Regions from separate parts of the Homo sapiens genome. Here region 2 is linked to region 1. A link is a loop called in an ENCODE intact Hi-C map of the cell type or tissue named here. Cell type or tissue: endothelial cell of umbilical vein. All regions are shown on one strand. Links, peaks and the distances in the headings refer to the core of each region. The heading gives the core; the rest is flanking DNA.

Region 1 (8,330 bases), core at 259-8,258:
TCTGGCCGGGTCAAGCATGTGTATTTTTGCAAAAGTGCCCCAGGTGATTCTGACACATACTCCTAGTTAAGAACCACGGTTACGGCCGCCTCTTCCTCATCGTTATTAATAACAAGAGAAACAACAATTGACATTTTTTGTGCACTTACGTGCACTGCCTCATGTAATCTTCATGACAATGCTATGAGACAGGAGCTGTATTCTACTCCCATTTTACAGTTGTTGAAACTGAGGCATAGAAAGTCTCAGGGCTAGTGAGGGGCAGGACCAGCTCATGACCAGCCTGACTTCTAACCGCTGTGCTCTCCATACCCCTTTATAAAGCCGAAATTCATATGTGGCTCCCCTCCTCACACCATTTCCTGATAGTTCTAGAAAAAAAAAAAAAGCAGTGTGGGGACACATTTATGATTTCCCTCTCCACCCAACCTCCCACCAATAGCTTCTTAACGCTAAAAGAAGTCTCTTGATCAGGGTAGTGGGGACATAGTGAATACCTATGTAAAAATTCACTGAGATGTATGCTTAGGATTTGTGACTTTATGTTTGTCATTCCCCAATAAGAAAAGATCCTTTAAAAAGTCACTTAAAAAAAAAAAGAACCTAGCAAATCTGAAACAGAGAAAAATATGCATCTGCTAAAGAAACTGGGGAAAGGCCATAAAAATGCCAGCAACTGTGAAGAATTCTTTCTGGTGCCGGGCGCAGTGGCTCACGCCTGTAATCCCAGCACTTTGGGAGGCTGAGGCGGGTGGATCACGAGGTCAGATCGAGACCACGGTGAAACCCCGTCTCTACTAAAAATACAAAAAAAAATTAGCCGGGCACGGTGGTGGGCGCCTGTAGTCCCAGCTACTCAGGAGGCTGAGGCAGGAGAATGGCGTGAACCCGGGAGGCGGATCTTGCAGTGAGCAGAGATCACGCCACTGCACTCCAGCCTGGGTGACAGAGCAAGACTCCGTCTCAAAAAAAAAAAAAAAAGATTTCTTTCTGGCAATAACACAGGTAAGAACAGGCTAGGAAAAGATCCCCAGAGCTAACCCGCAGGAAATGCTCGAAAGAAACCAGGCTGGGAGAGGGCACTGGCTAGAGGCAGGGCTCCGGGCATGACTGACAGGAAACCCCAACACAGTGGGCTTGATGGCAGTCAGCAGTCGGGCACAGGCCAAGAGCCATAGCAGTAACAGCAGCAGCGACACAGGGACTCTGAGGGCCCACAGGACTGTCTCTGGGCCAGGGACTGGGGGCTGCCCCAGGTGGAGGTCAATGACAGTGAGTTAACTCCTTAACTTTCACAATTCACAAAAATACTACAGATTCCATCTAGATTAATATTTATTTTATTTTTTGGAAACAGGGTTTCACTACGTAGCCCAGGCTGGAGTGCAGTGGCTAGTCACAGGTGCAATCGCAACGCACTACAGCCTTCAGCTCCTAGGCCTGAGCATTCCTCCTGCCTCCGCCTCCCAGGTAGCTGGGACTCCAGGTGCACACCACTGTGCCCAGCTAGATTAAGATTCAAATTAAAAAAAAAAACTCACTAAAATATTGAGATAATTTGTGTGAATATATTAATATAAATTCTGCAGCGGAAGTATTCCTGAAACTGATATAAAGACAGAAACAATGCCTATAATCCCAGTATTTTGGGAGGCCAAGGAGGGCAGATCACTTGAGCTCAGGAGTTCAACACAAGACTGGCCAACATGGTGAAACCTAGTCTCTACTACAAAAATACAAAAACTAGCCGGTGTGGTGGGGGCATGCCTGTAATCCTGGCTACTCGGCAGGCTAAGGCAGGATAATCACTTGAACACAGGAGGCAGAGGTTTCAGTGAGCTGAAATCGTGCCACTGCACTCCAGCCTGAGTGACAGAGCAAGACTCTGTCTCAAAAAAAAAAAAAAAAAAAAAAAGACAGAAACCAGCCCAGTCCTAGTGATCCAAATACCAGTGACTTATCTGGCCAGGAGCCTCCACACAACAATCCCAAAGGGAATTGTCACGATCTCTGCACCCCACCCCCACCACTCCCCTTCCTACAGTCCCAATCCTGGCTCATCCTCTACCTGCTCACACCCTGCCCTCCTCCGGGTCAGCACCTGTGAGTCACCCCGGGCTCCTCCTCCTTCCTCCCTCTCCCACCCAAGGTCACCACATCTTGGTCCCCTCTCTCATCTGCCTTGAGTTGGCCCCGCTCGCCTCCTCTCTAGCCCTGCCCCACCTTCGGCCTCATCCTGCCACATCTGCACTCTGGCAGGAGCCGCCTCCCTGCTGGCCTCCCTGCTTCGAGTCATGGCCACCTCTAGCCTCATGGTTTGGAAAGCCTATACAGACTACCTTGATTACATGGATATTTTAGATTCATGAATGCTTTAAAAATGAACAAGACTAAATGACAAGTGATAATCTAGGATAAAATATTTGTAATATATGAGAATTGGGCAAGGTGGCTCACACCTGTAATCCCAGCTACTGGGCAGGCTAAGGCAGGAGTATTACTTGAGGCCAGATGTTTGAGGCCAGCCTCGGCAACATAGTGAAACCCTCATCTCCAAAAAAAAAAAAAAAAACCACACACACACACACACACACACGTAATATATGACAGACAAGGAGTTAATAGCCTGAATACATCTTTAAAATAAATAAGAAAAAAATAATATACCACACTAAATAATAATAATAAACTACACAAATGAAGTGGGAAAAATGGAGAAATATATCAATAGAAAACAGAAAACTGACTGGGCTCGGTGGCTCACGCCTGTAATCCCAACACTTTGGGAGGCCGAGGTGGGCGGATTGCTTGGGCTCAGGAACTTGAGACCAGCCTGGCCAACACGGCAAAACCCTGTCTCTACTTAAAATACAAAAACTAGCTGGCTATGGTGGCATGCGCCTATAGTCCCAGTTACTTGGGAAGCTGAGGTGGGGGATCACCTGAGCCCAGGAGGTTGAGGCTGCAGTGAGCTGTGATCACGCCACTGCACTCCAGCCTGGGCAACAGAGCAAGACCCTGCCTCAAAAAAAAAAAAAAAAAAAAAAAAAAAAAGAAAGAAAAAGAAAAGAAAACTAGATAAAGCACATAAGCAGATAATTCATCAGAAAGAATTACCAACGGCTGGCCTGTAAAAGAGTCCAAGTAATAAAAAGAGAAAAGGAAAAGGAAAGCAAACTAAAGCAACAATGATATACTATTTGTTTTTGCTTATCAAATTTGCAAAATTTTCAAAAATGCTAATCCCCAGTGTTGGGAAGGACATAGTGAAGGAGGCACTCTCATAGGATTGGTGACAAGAGCCTAAGTTGATACATCCTTCCTGGAAGGCAATTTGACAATATGTACCAAATCCTTGAAAGTGTGCATACTCCTTGATCTACTCTATTTAACTTTTTAAATTAAAAAAAAAAAATTAAAGTATTGAGATAGTTTGTTTGAATATATTAATATAAACTCTGTAGCAGAAGTCTTTCTGAAACTGACATAAAGACAGAAACCATGCCTATAATCCCAGCACTTTGGGAGGCCGAGGAGGATGAATTACTTGAACTCAGGAGTTCAAGACAAGCCTGGCCAACATGGTGAAACCCTGTCTCTACTAAAAAATACAAAAGTTAGCCAATGTGGTGGTGCATGCCTGTAATCTCAGCTACTTGGGAGGCTAAAGCAGTAGATCCCCTTCTACTTAAGGGGATCAAAATAAGGATGTGGCTGGGGTTGGTGGTTCACACCTATAATCCCAGCACTTTGTGAGGCCGAGGCAGGTGGGTCATCTGAGGTCAGGAGTTCAAGACCAGCCTGACCAACATGGTGACACCCTGTCTCTATTAAAAATACAAAAACATTAGCCAGGCATGGTGGCACATACCTGTAACTCTGGCTACTCAGGAGGCTGAGGCAGGAGAATCGCTTAAGCCCAGGAGATGGAGGTTGCAGTGAGCCAAGATCTCCCCATTGCACCCCAGCCTGAGCAGCAAGAGCGAAACTCCATCTCATAAAAAGAATAATGATAATAATAATAAGGATGTGCACAGAGTCAGAATTATATATAATGGACACAATTGTTAATAACCTAAAGTGGCAATAAGAAGGGATTCGTTAAATCATGGTAAATTCATAGTGAAATATAAGCGATCAATAAAAATTTCATTGACAAGAAAAAATGTTCACAATGTATTGCTAAGTATAAAAAGCGAGTCATAGAACAGACGTACAGTATGAACCCATTTATGTAATAAAATATATATGCACAGAAAAAATATCTTAAAGGATATAACCAAAACCATAGCAATGTGTATCTCTGACAAATATTAGCATGATTTTTAATTTTCTTTTTCTGTTTCCTACTTCTCTTGTAAGAAACATGGCAGTGTGCACTGGCAGAGACCCCGCAGGTAATGCAGACCCCACCATACCCCCACCTTTCCATCTACCTGGTGGGGTTCCCTGTCCAGAGCTACCCTGTGGCTCTGAGCATTGATACCCTTTGTATGAGACATAAATGCTATTTCTTGTGCTGCTGTTTTAACTTTTCAAGCTTAATCTTGCCTCCTCAATTTGCTGTGGTAAGACTGGGTAAGGTTTGTGTCTCACATTTCTTGTGTGTTCTTCACACTGCCTACTACATAGCAAGTTCACAGCAAACAGCCTAAGAAAGAATGTGTCACTTCTGTGCCCAAGATCTCGTGGGCTGGCTGGCCCCACAGGTGTGGCATCTGAAAGAGCTCAGTTCTAGGCCAGCTTGAGGCTGCATGTTGTGGGCTACCTGTCAATCTAGTTCTATGAAGATGCCTATTGTCCTGCTAATTACTGTAGAGTGATGGGGCTGCTTGTTTAAAGCATAGGTTATTGCCCTCACATCCAGAGGCAAAGCCAATCCTGTGGCATCCTGTAATTAATGAGCCCATAGCATTTCTTCCTGCCTCTAGTGCAAAGTTGGCTTTGATCCAAGGGAGCACTTCCCCTCCATCTACAACTTCACATCTTTGCTGTTGGAGGCCTCTTCTGAGAAAGTACCTCCTTTCTTAAACTGGGGGGCTGATCAGAATAGCCCTATGTCCCTGGTGTTTAAAGTCAGCTTCACCAGCTCCCCCTCGTCCTTCTGAGTGATAGAGTATGCTCTTAAGTCCAAGCAAATCTACTATCCAACCAGCTCAGTTTATAGGCCCAGAGGCCAAAAGAACCCTAGAGACCACTGCAGGGGTGACAGACGGTTTGTTCATTCAAATTCAAAAAGTAAATGTTTATAGTTGTCGATAATCTCTGCAATCAGCACTCACTTCAGTTAAATCCTCTGTAGAAAAATGAGTTAAATCCTCTGGAGAGGGAGTCAGAATCAGGAAGAGGCCAGACAACTGCCTCTTTTTCTCCTTGTGTATGTGTGAATGTGTCTGGTGCTCACAAGGTTCTTGAAGGAGTGGACGGAGGAGAGAAGTCCTGAAGTCTTTGCCATGAGCACATGTGAGAGGCTTTATGGAGGCCAAGCCCAGACTTCCATCATGGGGACCTTGGCCAAGGTACTTCACAGCTCTGTGCCTCAGCTTCCTCATCTGTAAAATGGGATGATCATAGAGGACCTGCCTCACAGAGTGGTTGTTAATGGATGTTAAGCACGTAGAACACTGCCCAGCCCAAGGTGAACAGGACACAAGTGTTTGCCACTGTTAACAAAAGCAGAGGGAGCCTTTTGAAAATGTCATCTTTTGAGTCCCCTGAGCACTCTCTTGCTCTCTCTGTGAAGAAAGATTCCACACAGCCTGGCATGAGAGCAAGGTCCCTTCCCAGGTGCTTTAGAAGCCAAAGAAGTGGCTGTAGCTGAGCTGGAAGACAGCTACTGGCCACAGAACATTCCTTTGGAAGCTCTTCTCCAAGCAGCCCACCAAGGGCCTTGGGTGTTGAGAGAGCCCAGCCGGCCATGACGGCTGCCAGAGGCCTAAAACGAGGGTTGTGCTGCGGTTTCAATGTTTCTCCCAGAAAGCATGTGTTGGAAACTTAATTCCCAATGCAAGTGCTGGGATGTGGGGCCTGAGAAGTGATCAGGCCATGGGGCAGAGTGAATGAATGCTATTATCATGGGAGTGGGTTCCTCACAAAAGGACAAATTTGGCTCCCTTTTCTCTCTTCCACTCTTTTCGCCTTTCCACCTTCCACCATGGGCTGACGCAGCAAAGCCCCTCGATCTTGGACTTCCTAGCCTCTAGAACTGTAGGAAGTAAATCTCTGCTCATTATAAATTGCCCAGTCTGTGGTATTCTGTAATAGCAGCACAAAATGGACTAATACAGGGTGTTTGAGAGGAATCCCACACTGGCTTACGGGAGAGCCATCTGCCACAAACGGAGTCTTCTAAGGGTGAGGGTTGGCCAAGGCTCCAATTCTTGGAGGAAAGGTTTCTTTTCTGTAGCCTGAAAGTCTGAGATAGAAAAGCAGAAGAGGAATAGGGACCAACTCCAGATGGAGTCCTTGTTTTTAAGAGGTGGGGTAAGCCAGGCGCGGTGGCTCATGCCTGTAATCCCAGCACTTTGGGAGGCCGAGGCGGGCGGATGACGAGGTCAGGAGATCCAGACCATCCTGGCCAACATGGTAAAACCCCGTCTCTACTAAAATACAAAAAATTAGCCAGGTGCCGTGGCGCACACCTGTAGTCCCAGCTACTCAGCAGGCTGAGGCAGGGGAATCGCTTGAACCTAGGAGGCAGAGGTTGCAGTGAGCTGAGATCGTGCCACTGTACTCCAGCCTGGCAACACAGCAAAACTCCATCTCAAAAAAAAAAAAAAAAAAAAAAAGAAGTGGGGTAATTGAGTGCTAGTCAGTTGGTCTCATGGCAGGACACTACTTCAGACACATCAGTATTTGGTAAGAAGATAGACTACCTGAGTCATTAAGAAACATTCATTTTCTTATATGGTAGAATCTGTTCTTCCCTCTGAACCTAGACTTTCTGAAAGGAAGTTAAACCTCTTCTCGTCTCCTGCTCTATCTCCTCACCTAAGCCTCAGCATTTTCTTGTTCAATCAACAAACATCTTGGTTCCAGGCACTTGAACCAGCCTTGGGCCTCAGGTGAATTGATGTCACTGGTCCCCGTCTGTTGTTACCTGCTCACTGGGGCTCAGAATGCCACTGCCTTTTGTCTATTTTGTTAAATGCTGTACCCCCAGTGTTTAGAATAGTGCCTGGCTCACGGTATGTGCTCAGCAAATAGCTGTTAAATGAATGCATGAAGATGCTGCAGTGTCCATCGCCCTCCCTCAAGCCCATGCCACCCTCACACAGAGAGGTTCCACTATGGTTTCTTATTATTATTATTATTTTGAGTCAGGGTCTCATTCTGTTTCCCAAGCTGGAGTGCAGTGGCAATCGCAGCTCATTGCAGCCTGGACCTCCAGGGCTCAAGCAATCCTCCCACCTCAGCCTCCTGAGTAGCTGGGACTACAGGCACAAGCTACTATACTCTGCTAATTTTTAAACTTTTTGTGGAGACGGGGTTTCCCTATGTTTCCCAGGCTGGTCTTGAACTCCTGGGCTCAGGCAATCTTCCCACCTTGGCCTCCCAAAGTGCTGGGCTTATAGGAGTGAGCCACCATGTGCACCCAGCCTGTGGTTTCTTTTATCAATGTTTTTGTTCCACTTCTACATCCACTTTTATCTAATTCTGTTGTCTTCTTGACACGCATGCCAAATTGTCAATTTTATTTGTCTTAAATGTATTTATTAAAGTTACAGATTTTCTTGTTTTCTAATTCATTAACTTCTTTTATCTTAATTTGCTCCAGTTCCTTCTTGTCAGCTTATTTTTTGTTGTCTTGCTTCTTGAGTGTCCAACTTGCTCAGTTAAATTCTATCTGGTTTAATAATAAAGCATTTAATTCCAAGCATTTTTCTTTGAGAATAGCTGAGCCACATTTAGTAAACTTTGTAGTGTCTTCAACATCCTTAATTTCTCCATAGCTTGTGACTGCATGTAGAGAATGACAATCTATCCCACTACCCACCCCCAAACTTCACTAGCCATTCTCCTGTTCTTTGAGAGGGAAATTCGCATCTACTCATTGTTTATAAAAAGCTTTTTGTAAATACACCTTCAAGCCACTTCCCTTCAACCCAGATACCACCCACCCCTCAGCCCCTGTTTACATAGAGACTCAGGAGCCATGGGGGAGAGCCATGTGCTGGGCACTGTCTGCCCTTCGATAGCCCAGGGTTTCTCAATGTTAGCACTATTGACACTTTGAGCTGGATAATTCTTTGTGGCCAGGCTGTCCTGTGCATTGTAGGATGTTTGGCAGCATCCTGGCCTCTTTCTACCCACTAGATGCCAGTAGAATA
Region 2 (8,330 bases), core at 18-8,017, 55 kb before region 1:
ATTGTTCAACTGTTAACAAATAATAAATTATTTCATTATTAAAGAAATTTTGGTCTTTCTGATGTTTTGTATCACAATTTACCCTTTCGTGGTTGTCCTTGCAGAACTGCGTTCATCAGATTTCTTTTTTTCTTTTAATTTAAGGGAAACTTCACTAGCTAAAAGTTTTCAGCCCTTGGAGCCTGTGATGAGGATTGAGATTGTGTGGCTCCAGTTGAGCCCATTTGTTGATCAGAATTAGCCACAGTCCCACCCTCTCCACTGCCCCATCATCCCACCTACTGGTTTCACCTGCTCGTTGACTCATTCTTGGCTGACTTGCCCTTTGTTTTGGGTGCCTCTAATGATGCAGGCTGTAAGCACTGCCAAGACTTCTGCATCTTTTGAGCAGCCTGTAGCCTGCTGGGAAAGATATGCACACAATTTAATGCAGTGTAATTAGTTGTGGAATAAAGTTGTGTGGGAAAGCTCCATGAGAAGTTAGAGGTGGTGCATTCGAGCTGGGCCCTGGAGGAGGAGTGAGTGTTTGCTGGGAAAGGAGCATTGCTGGGAAGGAGAACATCCAGGGCAGTGAGGCAGGTGCTCAGGCAGAGTCCAGCTTCGTGGGGCTGCGGTGTGGCCTGGACCTGGGGCATGTCAAAGGAAAGACCTTGTGGATTGCACAACTCACTGAGAGGAGAGAGGCATTGGCTGAGGATGTCCGTTCCTTTACATACTAACCCATCTGGTTAGTATACATTTATTCATTCACTGAACAAATACGGCTTGAGTACCTGCTCCATATCAGGCTCCGTCCTAGAGGTGAGGACACATCTAAGAACAGCACACAAACCCCTGCCTCATGCTGCCACCTTTCCAGCGTGAGTCTCATTGGCGCTCAAGTCCTCATCATGGCAAGTTCGCCAAGTGCAGTCTGTCTTCCTGTTTTTGTTACACCAGGAGAGCACTTTTTCGGAGTCAAGAGGAGGAAAAAGTTGTCTTTCTCCTTGTTGACCAATGACTTCTTGTTCTAAAAACCACCTAAAATTTTTGAAAGGTTTTTAAGTTAACTGCATTGGCATTCTGCCTGCAGGTCTGATGAAAAAGGAACTTCCTGGTACTTCTACTTTGGAAAGTGGCCTGCCTTGTCTGCTTTCTCCAAAGAGTAGGGGTGGCAGCTGGGCCCTTTTAGGATGTGAGATTCTAGGATCCATCACTGTGGACAAGCCCCAAATGGAACCCACCTAATAGTGCATTGGTCACAACCTCAACAAAAGCTACGTTCTCTAAAGCATCAGGATCCCTTGTTTACTGTGGTTGCGGAGAGGAAGCTTTGAACTGTAGATAATTAGAAAGACAGCTTTCACATAAAATAGCCTCCCCCACAAGATGACAAATCTTATTTCCGAAGTTTCCTGACTTGTTCACAGTAGCTGGATGAAAAAATGTCACTTGTTATGCTGTATGGGCCCATGTCATAACGAGGGTCAGCCCACATTTACTGAGTGCTAAGGGCTGGGTGCGCCACTGCAGGGCCTCCGTGAACCTTCACATTGGCCCCGGGAGGGGAGCGCTAGCATTATCCAAACTTCACAGGTAAGGAAGCTGAGGGAGAGAGAAGTGAGGCATTTTGCCCCAAACCCACAGAGCTAGTGAGGGGTGGGACTGGAAGCGTCAGCAGCCGGGCTGCTGAGCCCCACACTCCCTTGCCCCAATTTTTGCAAGAGCTGTGCCAAATTGTCATCAGTCTTCCATATACGGCATCTTTTCCTTTTTAAGCCTTTGAACGAGGCTACCTATTTTCTTTGGAGGGGACCTTATATTCCAGACAGTGGAGCAGAAAAATGGGAATTCACAATACAATTACTAGGCCATGGCTGTCCTCTCAATCTCAACTTCCCTCTGTGCCTATTGTGAAGAAGGACCCCCCCTCCTCTACTGCTGATCCTCCTGGGGATCTAGTGGGAATAAACCAGCATGCTCTCAAAGGAAGACACTCTCTCTATCCCATGTCGTCTTGGTGGCGAACCCCGTGACATCACTTATTTATTCAACCAGTATTTACCGTACATGACTTCTACTTAGGCCCTGGAGTCCCCATTACCCAGTGCAGCTTTGACTCACCTCTTCGATGTCACTATGACCTAGATGAGGAGGGCCACACCAAGGCTCTCTGCCAAGAGACTATGGAAGGCCCATTGCCCACTTAGGCCTTCCCATCAATAAAGGACACGTAGGCCTGTCGTCCCAGCTGCTCTGGAGGCTGAGATGGGAGGATGGGCGCCCAGGAGGTCGAAGCTTCTTTGAGCTATGATTGTACCACTACACTCCAGCCTGGGCGACAGAGAGAGACCCTGTCTCAAAAAACTAAAACTAGAAAAACAAACCCTCGTAATCTGCACATGCACCCCCTGAATCTAAAATAAAAGTTGGAATTATTTTAAAATATATATAAAAGTAAAGGACATTCAGCTTCCAGTGGCCAAGGGTCCCACAGGCAGGGTCTCTGCAGGAAGTATTGTTCAGGGCTCAGCCCAAACTGGGTGGCGAGGCAGCTCCCTGCCCACTCTGTTCCATGCAGAATTCTGGAGTCATTGCCTCTGCGAGTGTCCTTGTGGAGACTAGATGAGGTAGATGTGGCTGCTGGCTGCTGGCTGGGTTGAACATGTTGCCCAGAGGAAAGGGAAGCTTTGTGTTGGGACAGAGTGACTAACCCACTTTCAGGCAGACGGCAGGGCAGGCTCTAACTGGCTGAAGCTTCCGGGAGCCTCCCCGGCTGTGGGTGAAGGCAGCGTGTCTGGTGAAGGCAGGCTAGGGATGTAATGGGACAGGCGAACCATCTTATCCAAAGGGATGACCACAGGAAGAGCCAGGACGGAGGCCAAGGGCATGCACCTGAGGCCAGGTCTGAGCGGGTGGACTGGGGGTATTGGAGCTAGAGAGGCCCACTCAGGCCCTGGAGAAAAGGGCAGGGGCTTTTCTAGGATGCTCTTGGCCTTGCCTGGGGGCAGAGGTGAGGAAGACAGTCAACGCAGGGAGCTCTGTGTCAGAAATACGTCTGCCTTCAAAGAAAGCAGCCATCCTGGAGGAGAAGGCACCTGGGAGGGCCTTAGGGATAGGGGAAAGAGAGAAAGGCACTGGCCAACCAACACCATTGGCCAGCCAGACAGCCGGGCTGGGTGACACCTGGAGATAGCCCCCAGCCATGCACAGGGACCAGTGGGCGTGGGAGAACCAGTATCTGTTTAGTTACAAGCAGAACATCCAACACACTCGCCTTGCCACGCTGATACTGTCATCCCCCAGAAGGCGGAAAAAACCATTGCTGTGAAGCATTCGAGCCAGTAATGACCAACAGAGACCAATAGGCTGGCCAAGTGGAAATAGAAACTCAGGGGGAGTGCCCATGTCCCCTAGGTACCCCGGAAGGTGGTCCTGGGTGATGGTCACGTGCACAGACTCTGGTCAAATGGAGCTAAGGGTCGATGCCAACTCCACCCTTAACACCCTCGGTGACCCCAGGCAAGTATCTGGGACTCTGCTGACCCGGTCTGTAGAGTGAGGATAATAACAGCATGTACTTCCCAGGGCTGCTAGGGGGATTAAGTAAGGTAAAGTATGCAAACAGCTTTTCCCCATGCCTGACATGCAGAAAGCATTCAGTACATATGAGCAATTATAATCATTTTCCCAGCCAAGGAGAGAACGTTCGAACACTGTCTGGCATGTGACTTGGATTTTCAGAATACAAAATTCCAACACTCAGAGAAGAAATAAGCTTGGAAGGGAAAATTACATTAGAGGGTGGGGAAGTGTTCAAATATGTCATTCTGACTGTGCTGTTTAGACAACAAACAGTAGGCAGGAAGTGGTTAAACCGAAAGGGGGAGCAGAGGGTGACTCAGGGACAGAATGTGGGCATTGACAGTGGAGGGGTGGCTATTTTCCAGGTAGTATCTCACCTATGTGCTGTTCGGAAGGTCAAAACGACCCTAAGACCCCGCCAGCCCTACAGGGCAGTTCCTCTCATAGAGAGACCAGATCATACAGAGGTGGCTCAGAGAGAGAGACAGAGGGAAGCCCTTGCTAAAATGCCCATATGTTGCAAGTATCTCATCAGAAGAGGCCAAATGACTTCAGTTCCCGCATTCACACGTACCTTTGCACTGCAAATTCAGAACAACCGTAGGTAGAGCTCTACCCAGACGGGGACAACTCCACACTTCAAGTATGACCTCTGAGCAACTGCAGAGGTTGTGATGATTCTTGGCTACTTTGCAGTTAATAACTTTGGTCAAAGAAGCTACCAGTCAATGCAGACTAGCACAGGGCATGGAACAGTGTGTGGCCCAGAAGAGGTATCAGTGGAAGAGTAAAGAGATAATCAGGATGGAACCTGGCCCTGCTTTCTTGTCACCACACTTTATAATGTTAGGGAAAAGTATTCTTTTGGAACTCATTGCAGCAATCCCATTGCTTTCCCCTGAAAAACAGGTGTGTTTACCTCAGGGAAACAGTGAATCATGCAACAGATCATCTTTCTCTTCTCCCTTTGGCTGTCAGGAAACTCAGAGCCAAATTCACACTTCACCTTTAGTAATTTTGTGAGAACCTGTAATGTGCATGTTTGTGACCCAGTTTCCCCTTAGTCTCTTCTCTGGCCTTGGCTTTTACTCAACATCTTTCCTATTTTAGTATTTGTAATTTTGGAAGTTACTTCCGATCCACCTTTGTAGAGAACAAGAGGATACTGCCATGCGGAATCACAGTGTAAAATAAAAAATGCTTTTGCAAGCAGACGGAAGTGAGGTTGACTAAGCAGGAGTGAGGTTATTGGGGTCAAGGGTGTGGAGAGGGAAGGTGAATGTGAGGGGTTTTTGGTTTTTTTGTTTGTTTGTTTGGTTATGGAAACAAACTTGCCAAGGACTAGGAGGGTGGTGCCCCAGGGCTGGAAATAATCCCTCCTGTCTAGAAGAACTGGGGCTCCTTTGGGGATATCCGCAGAGGCCAGAGGCAGTGGCAGTGCTGACCTGGGTCTGATTCCCCTGCCAGAAACAGGAAGGAATGCCACCCTTTCTCCTCAACTGGAGAAAGTTCGTTGGATTGCAAGTAAATGAGAATAGTGGTTCTATGGAACTAGCTTTGAATCGGATGTTACAGATTTTTTAGGAGTAAGCCAGAGAGACAGAGGGAGACCCCGTCTCTCAAAAAAAAAAAAAAATTAGCCGAGGTAGTGGCCTGTGCCTGTGGTCCCAGCTACCTGGGAGGCTGAGGCAGGAGAATTGCTTGAGCCCAGGGAGGTGGAGGCTGCAGTGAGTCACGATTGCACCACCGCACTCCAGCCCGGGCCACAGAGTGAGACCCTGTCTCAAACAAACAATCAAAATTAATCGCTTGCAAATTTCAGTATTTTATTACACCATCCTCGGCCCCACCAAGGTTTGATTAGCAGAGACAGGTCACGGCAGGAAGCTGTCCAGCGGCATGAAGGGGACACTGTCCTCAGCCTGTTCCACTCAACGTCAATACATCCATTTGCAGTCGGGTATGGATGGCACATTCTCTACATCTAGGGATGACCCCGTGGTTGCCAGATGGCACTGAGGGCCTGACAGAACCAGGATCCAAAAGTGCTTGACAGGCCGCAGTGGGGGCAGCTTGGACCAGATGCCTTTAGGAGGGATCAGTGGAGGCTCCGGGCTGGCTGGGAAGGCTTGCAGCCACGGAGGGCGGTGCTGAATACCGCAGCTCGCCCTGGAGGAAAGGGGGCTGGCTGCTCCTACAGAGTGGAGCCCTTTGGTCTCAGGAAGAGGCCCCGAGGGAGGGGGCTGCCCTGCCTCCGGGGCCACCGGACCCCACGGAAGCCTCCGAGGTCCTCTCCCTGTCTCCCGCTCTGCCCACGCCCCCCGCCTCCCCTGTAAATCCTGCCCTCCCGCGAATGCCGTCCGGCTGACAGCACTCAGGCCTCCCCCGCGGCGGGTCCCCACCTGATCAGGCCCTGTCTACACCCCACCCCTCTCCTCACTCTTCCCTGGACACCTGGGGGCCCCCACTTGGGGAGCCTGCCTGGCCGCTCCCCCCGGCACCTCGCGGCGGACTGCGCTTCACTCAGGTCTCAGTGCAAACGTCCCCGTGTCCTTGAGGACCCCCGACTCCACCTGTATAAAATCGCAGCTCCCTGGTCACTTTCTATCCGCTGTCCGCGCAGTGATGCATTTCACTTTCTCTTATCACCACATGACACCTTGTATTTTACCTGCTTGATGTTCACACGGACCTCTGCCGGAGCAGACCCTGCAGGCCCCCTGCGGCTCTGACCCAATGCCCAGGACCATGCCTGTGTGTGCTCAGCGATGGCCACTTGGGGATGGATGGGCGAATGAATGAATGAATGAATGAATGAATGAATGAACGAATGAACGAACGAATTAACACTTTTTAAGAGAGACAGAGGAGAACTTTAGGCTCAGAGCTAAGGCAGGACAAGAGTCTCCAGTATCATATGGCCCCAAGCAGAGGTGATGAAACACAGCCAGTGAGGTTTTTACTAATCACTGGCCTTGATCACCATCGGAATTGTACAGTACAGTGAGGGCCACAGAAAATACCCGGGTTTTGGAAAAATCCAGGTGACTGGTTCAAAAACAAAAGCAATTGGACAGAAAACAATTTGGTTGAGAACAAGCTGCAGAGGAAACAATTCAGCCCAAAGGACAATTTGGTCTAAAAGTATACTCCACATTATTTTTCAAAAATTAGAATTTTAATGCAGCATGAAGGTGAATTGCATCGTTTTGTGCCTTTTCAAGTATTTTGCTTACATTTCGGCATATTTAGTTTTACCCTGGGCTTTAAATTTCTAGTTAATTTTTTAGTTAACTATTTTCATTCTGTTCATTTTTAATGTTTTTTATCATGATTTGGCACATGCATATGTATTTGTTTGTTTGTTTCTTGAGACAGAGTCTCACTCTTTCGTCCAGGCTGGAGTGCAATGGCACGATCTCAGCTCACTGCAACCTCCGCCTCCCGGGTTCAAGCGATTCTCTTGCCTCAGCCTCCCGAGTAGCTGGGATTACAGGCGTCTGCCACCGTACCAAGCTAATTTTTGTATTTTTAGTAGGGATGGGGTTTCACTATATTGGCCAGGCTGGTCTCGAACTCCTGACCTCAGGTGATCCACCTGCCTCAGCCTCCCAAAGTGCTAGGATTACAGGCATGAGCCACTACACCCGGCCAGCACATATAGATGTAAAAGTGCATAAAACATAAAGGTGCTGTTTAATAGTTATTATAAAGTAAGCACCCAAAAAAACACAACTGGTGAAGAGCCAGGACATCACTGGCCCCCAGGTACACCTGAGTGTCCTTCCCAACACAGCACCCTTTTTAGCCCTGAAGGACACAGCCACCCTGCTGCTGGGGTAACCGTGTCCTTTTTGCCTTTGTCCTCTTGCCTCCTAAGAATGCATCTCTAAGCCTGGGCTTTAGGTTTGACAATCTGTTTGAGAATACTACACAAATGAAATCATATTGTGTATGTTTTGTGTCTGACTTCTTTCATTCAACACTGTGACGTTCGTTTTTCTTGTGTGGTTGCAGTACATTCCTTTTCATTACCATACTGTGAGGTTTATAACAGCAAAATGTTGGAAACAATCTAAATGTTAAAAAATAGGGGAGGCTGGGCGCAGTGGCTCACCCCTGTAATCTCAGCACTTTGGGAGGCCAAGGCGGGTGGATCACTTGAGGTCAGGGGTTCCAGACCAGCCTGGCCAACATGGTGAAAACCTCGCCTCTACTAAACACACAAAAATTAGCCAGGCATGGTGGCTGGCGCCTGTAGTCCCAGCTATTCTGGAGGCTGAGGCTGGAGAATCACTTGAATCCAGGAGGTGGAGTTTGCAGTGAGCTGAGATCACATCACTGCACTCCAGCATGGGCAACAGAGTGGGACTCTGTCTCAAAAATAAATAAATAAATAAATAAATAAATAAATAAATAAATAAATAATAAAAAATAAAATAGGGGATTGGTTTAGTAAAGTATGAAAGTTTACAAAACAGAAATTACCATGTAATCCTATTTTTGTTAAAAGGAAAGAAAGAAAAGGCAAGAACGAGAGAGTGAAAGAGAAAGAATGAAAGAAAATACATTCATATGAGTGTATATAGAGAAAGGTCTGGAAAAATACACCGTGTTTGACCTAAGCAGGGTAAGTGGGTTCAAGGTTCTTATATATGTATATAAAATATGCGAGTGTGTGGCCCAGGCGCAGTGGCTCATGCCTGTAATCCCAGCACTTTGGGAGGCTGAGGCAGGCAGATCGCGAGGTCAAGAGATCGAGACCA

What was found. Peaks named below come from ENCODE experiments on the same cell type or tissue, not always from the same donor. Only the 100,000 strongest peaks of a DNase experiment are listed, where the experiment ranks them.
Region 2: it touches region 1 in a loop (2.4-fold over the local background); 5 of 110 quality-filtered maps call a loop at or near these places.

Annotation. Positions count from the first base shown.
Region 1 is chr2:69,997,764-70,006,093 of GRCh38, forward strand. The region is part of intron 7 of PCBP1-AS1 (PCBP1 antisense RNA 1); the gene reads right to left. It also overlaps a transcript of ASPRV1 not described here. Among named protein-coding and RNA genes, the nearest start is that of ASPRV1, 40 kb to the left of the region's middle. In endothelial cell of umbilical vein, for the core only: no CTCF peak of the experiment used is centred there; no DNase peak of the experiment used is centred there.
Region 2 is chr2:69,942,899-69,951,228 of GRCh38, forward strand. MXD1 (MAX dimerization protein 1) reads left to right here. Exons shown (of 6, transcript NM_002357.4): 6 at 1-47. It also overlaps a transcript of ASPRV1 not described here. Among named protein-coding and RNA genes, the nearest start is that of ASPRV1, 15 kb to the right of the region's middle. RefSeq lists an enhancer at 3,585-4,784. In endothelial cell of umbilical vein, for the core only: no CTCF peak of the experiment used is centred there; no DNase peak of the experiment used is centred there; H3K27ac peaks cover 1,341 bases.